Regions from separate parts of the Homo sapiens genome. Here region 1 is linked to region 2. Evidence: chromatin loops called from intact Hi-C (ENCODE). Cell type or tissue: CD4-positive, alpha-beta T cell. All regions are shown on one strand. Region 1 overlaps PHF21A (PHD finger protein 21A). Region 2 holds the start of AMBRA1 (autophagy and beclin 1 regulator 1).

Evidence for each region. A loop is a pair of places that touch in the nucleus more often than their neighbours do. Peaks named below come from ENCODE experiments on the same cell type or tissue, not always from the same donor. Only the 100,000 strongest peaks of a DNase experiment are listed, where the experiment ranks them.
Region 1: it touches region 2 in a loop (4-fold over the local background); 2 of 110 quality-filtered maps call a loop at or near these places.

The regions. Positions count from the first base shown.
Region 1 is chr11:46,111,709-46,114,208 of GRCh38, reverse strand. The region is part of intron 1 of PHF21A (PHD finger protein 21A); the gene reads left to right. Among named protein-coding and RNA genes, the nearest start is that of PHF21A, 8.5 kb to the left of the region's middle. In CD4-positive, alpha-beta T cell, no CTCF peak of the experiment used is centred here; a DNase peak (open chromatin) is centred at 1,038.
Region 2 is chr11:46,592,672-46,595,171 of GRCh38, reverse strand. AMBRA1 (autophagy and beclin 1 regulator 1) reads left to right here and starts at 1,149. Exons shown (of 18, transcript NM_001387011.1): 1 at 1,149-1,344. RefSeq lists enhancers at 965-1,394, 897-1,397. In CD4-positive, alpha-beta T cell, no CTCF peak of the experiment used is centred here; a DNase peak (open chromatin) is centred at 1,101; H3K4me3 peaks cover 1,807 bases; H3K27ac peaks cover 1,242 bases.

The DNA of each region.
Region 1 (2,500 bases), 480 kb after region 2:
TGTGTTTTCAGAAGAGGTCAGTGGATGAGAGAAGTGGGCTTGTAGTTGGAATACTGTTTTTCTAAGTGTTCTTTGTAGAAGCGTGTGTGTGTGGGGATGTGTGCGTGTGTGTGTGTGTGTGTAGGGAATTAGAGGTGAGGAATGGAGGGCATAAATATTGAGTAAGGACTTGACAAAAGCAGAACTTCAGTGTTTTTTGTTTGTTTTTGTGATGGGGTGTGTGCGTATTACTAAAAAAATTATTTCCTGGTGGGCAATATTAGAATATGGGGAATGTTTGCTTCTGAGAATTTTCTTCAAGAAAAATTATTTATAAAATACATCTTGAATAATTGTTAAAAAGCAACCTGTTAAAACAATTAAACTTTTTTTTTTTTTTTTTTTGAGAATGAATCTCACACTGTCACCAGGCTGGAGTGCAGTGGTGCGATATTAGCTCACTGCAGCCTCCACCTCCCAGGTTCAAGCAATTCTCCTGTCTCAGCCTCCTGAGTAGCTGGGACTACAGGCGTGCGCCACCACGCCCAACTAATTTTTGTATTTTTAGTAGAGATGGTTTCACCATGTTGGCCAGGATGGTCTCGATCTCTTGATCTCGTAATTCACCCGCCTCAGCCTCCTAAAGTGTTGGGATTACAGGCGTGAGCCACCGCGCCCGGCCAAAACAATTAAACTTTTTGTGGGGGAGGATTAGAGAATGTTGAAATGGATCCATTCAAACTTTAAAAAACTATTTCAAAAATTATATTTTTTATTCATCAAGTTTTTTTGCTTTTTCAGCATTTTTTTCTGTGCTTCTCCTACGTAAGATTTTTCTAATGTGAAAATGTTGGTCTAAATATTGATACTTTTTCCGGTATGTGCTAGAGAAACTGTGTGCCACATCAGAGAACATACAAATTTGATTTAAATTTGATTAGACTCTGATAATAAGATATAGTCAAATTGTGCTAGATAGTTCAGACTTTCTTGAAACTTGCTGTGATAACGTGGTTTACTTACTACAAGTCCCAGTATGCATTGCAGTTTTTGCTTAACTTCAGATTAGAGCACTGCATGCTGGGACCTGTAGTTGATTTAAACAGTACGGAAAACCCTTCCTTCTTGTCTGCTCCATTTTATTATACACAGCTTCCCAGCCCTCTAAGAACTTTCTGCTAAGTAGTTTGATTACTAATATTATGATTATTATGCTGCTCAAATTCTAAAGTGAGTCTTCAGAAACAACCTAGTGTTTTAGTTTACCTTAGATTAGTTTATTGTATTTTTTATCAGCTACTATAAGGTTTACACACAAAATAATATATTGAAAACTTGACTTAGCAGATGTAAATTATTTTTATGCATGTGGCGATACAGGTCTCTTTATAATTATGGCATCATTCATTGCTAGTGTGGGCATGAGAAGCCTCTTATTATCAAGCCTGATATATATGCTGTTCCTTTTTTTTTAAAATGGGGATAGTTGTTCCGTAAGGTTGGATGGAAGGTTTTCTGTGCCAGTATTTAATTTCAGAGTTCTGTGATTCTTCTGTAATAATTGTCAACATCTTGAATATCTGTACGCTTTAACTGGAATTCCTGAAAATAAATGTGGTTTTAGTGTAAATTTAATACTTGAAAATGTAGTCTGAGGCAGAGAAAGAGGTGAAATGTCTTTAATAATTTATTTATATTTTTATTTGGAAAGTTTAAATTTTTTTGGTGAGGATTCTACTTTAATTTTATTAACTAATATCAGAGGGTTGTTACAGGGATTAATTGTTAAAATCTATGACCGTACCTAGCACGGTGCTTGGCACATAATAAGGGCTCAGTAAACGTTTAGAATTAGCAGCAGCAGCAGTAGTAGTAGTTACTGTTATTTTAAAAAATAGCACGCTTCACATTTTTTTCCTCTCTTTTTACAATATAATTTGATCAGAAGCTCAGGCTGTTCTAAGACCTTGAGATTTTTGGCTTATGGTAATGATGTGACAAATTCCTGAGAATGTTTTTGCTGTGTGTAAAATGTCCTTGCACCTCAGTTTCTCCCTAAGTGATGTATGCCCCCAAAAGGACTATCACACCAGTAACTGAATATTTTGACTAGTATTCAGCTCTGCCTGTCTAGTACTCATTGCATCCATACCACAAGCCTTTGGTTGACTTCAGAAAGTTCAAAAGGTAATGAAAATTTATTGTTTACAATGTTTGCACTGTTAGAATATCCAAACTAGTTGATTAAGGAAAATAAGATGCTGCAAAATGCCCCTTTTGTTACAGTGTATGTAACCTTGGAAAAATTCTGTTGTGTTTAGAAGCATGTACCAATCTATCACTGTAGTTCACAGTGTTACAGGATTGATGTATTGGAGGCCAGTAAACAGCCCCAGAAAGAAAGTGTAGTTTCAAAAAATCTTAATTCTTTACATTAATTTTCTCTTTTAGGACACTGACTTCTTTTAGGCTCTTGAACTTGTATTTTTATTTGCATGGCTGGTTCCTTTTGGCTGTTTGA
Region 2 (2,500 bases):
CCACCTCCCGGGCTCAGGATATCCTTTCATCTTAGCTTCCCGAGTAGCTGGGCCTACAGGCGGGAGCCACCAGGCCCGGCTAACTTTTTGTATTTATTTATTTTTTTTTTATAGAGACTGGAGTCTCACCATGTTGCCCAGGCTGGTCTTGAACTCCAGGGCTCAAAGCAATCCACCAGCCTCGTCTCCTAAAGTGCTGGAATTATGGACGTGAGCCGCTGCGCCCGACAAACTGGGACTATCTTGTTTCCTTTTTACACCCTTCCTCTCTGAGTAGTGGGGAAGGGTGTAAACCTCCCTAGGAGCAGGTAAGGTAGACTATGATTGCTCACAATTGGTAACCATACTTGCAGTGATCTTTGTGATTTATTGAATCACATCTAGGATGTACATATTAATCCATATTTGTGCTGAGCATATTCATTTATCAACTAAGAGACTACAGAAAAAAGCCATTGTTGTGGTGATGAAAATGTCAACACTTTATCAGGTTCTGAACCCAAAGAGACTTTTGCTTATTATGTAAGAAGCACACCTGTGGCTCTAGGCCTTTGGAAGAAAATAAAAGAGAAAAGCAATCCGTGTGCTTTTTTTCCCCCTGCCTTAAGGTCAGGCTACATAATTCTGGGTTTTCCCAGCTTCTCTTGGTCATGCTTTGTGGGGACTAAACTGGAGCTTTTACGTAGACTGTTCATTTTGTTCCTCAGCTTGAATTCTCTCTCGTTTTCTGTCTCTATGATTTTTAATTCCCCTCACTGCTCTGTTAGGAAACTAAGGGTCAAATGAGGTTAACTAATTTGCTCAATTGGGATAAAGAGTGTTGGGAGTCCATAGAACAGTTGGGGGACTATAGTTACACAACAAGTGTTATTGCGCTATGATTTGATCTTCAACACATTCACGAGAAACTCCAGTTCTCTAAAGAACTTTAACAGCCGGCGACCCACAGAAAATGGCAGAAGTGCAGGCTCTTTTTTAACCCGTGGCTTATGATCTGGGTTTGTTTATTTACGCCTCAGACAGGAGCCGGACCTTGAGTAGGAGTTGAGCTGTTTTTCGGCGCTCGGCTGTGGTTCCTTGAACGATTGCTTGGGCGTTCCTCCTTTGATGTCTGGGGCGTTCTTGTATTCGGTGATCTTTTGCGCCGTCTTCTTGCTTGATGTCTCCTGAGCGGCGGCGGCGCCGGGTCGAGGGCTGAGTTGTCCGCGAGGCCCCGCGCTCAAGCCGCCTTCTCCTGCCGGTCGGTAGAACGGACCCCTTCCTTTATTCCTGTCTCCTCTTTCTTTTTCCCTGTGGCTCAGCCCGTTCGCTGGACTGCAAACCGAGCTCCCGTCTGCCTTGCAGGTAGGCCCAGGAGGAGCCTGGGAGGCCCAGCCCGGCATCCTTCCGCCGCGGGGTTGAGAAGACCTTGGCGCCGGCGGGTGGGCAGGCTGGCCGGCCGCCGTGACACTGCCAGAGGAGGGGCTACCGGACTGCGTTGAGGGGCGCGGCCGGAGGGGCAGCCCGGAACCGAGGGAGAAGCCGAAAGGAGGGAGAGTTGCTGGGGCTTCCCGGTGTGGTTCTTTAGGGAGGAGATGTTGGGTCTAGGGCACCCCCAGTGTGTGGCGAAAATGGCTTTCCAGGAACCGATAGAGCTTTGCGCACTTTGACCCTCCTTCCTTTCTCCTTTTCCCCCCACCCCGAAGTCTCCGGGTGTCATGCCTCAATTGCACTGGGGACCCCTACTGAGTCCAGCCTTTGAAGGGACCTTTGAGTAGGTGGAGGCTTATGGAACAAGGCCCTCTGGCTCTTCTGAGCGAAGTGTTATGTTCTCGCCTTTTTCTGGGTGGGTAAACTGAGGCTGATGTCTGGGACGTGACTTCCCCACATATCCCCAACAGATCATTAAATTCACTGTAAGTCACTTTTTGTCGTTTACCAATTCCCTTCCCCCCACTTACCAGTCAAGTTATGAAAACAGTGAGTTATTGTTTGATCGTCTGTGATCCCAATTTTCCTAGGAATATAGACTGTTAGGAATATAGATCCTGTCACAAGAGGCTTCAGAAGTAAAGGAACCATGTGGTTTCTTGGCTGTTTTGCTTTTCAAAGTCTGTATCATTTTAACTAGTGTAGCAATGACAGTTTCTTTTTGTTTCTTGATAACCTTGTTGTCTACTTTGTTTCCTGATAACCTTGTTGTCTACTTTGTTTCCTGATAACCTTGTTGTCTACATTGTTTCCTGGTTGATTTATCCTCCTTCTCCCCAGCCTCTTTGGAAATCTTATAACTATGGTGTTTGTGGTTAGAGGTTAGAGTCTAGTAGAGGATGGTCAAGACTTTGAAGGCAAACGCTTGTCCTGTGAGGGTCTGCTTTCTGGGGAGTATCCAATGGAAACCCAAGGAGTCTGTCTCTCTTTTTTCTTTTTTTTTTTTAAGACAGGCTAGCTCTGTCGCCCAAACTGGAGTGCAGTGGCGCGATCTTGGCTCACTGCAACCTCTGCCTCCCGGGTTCAAGCG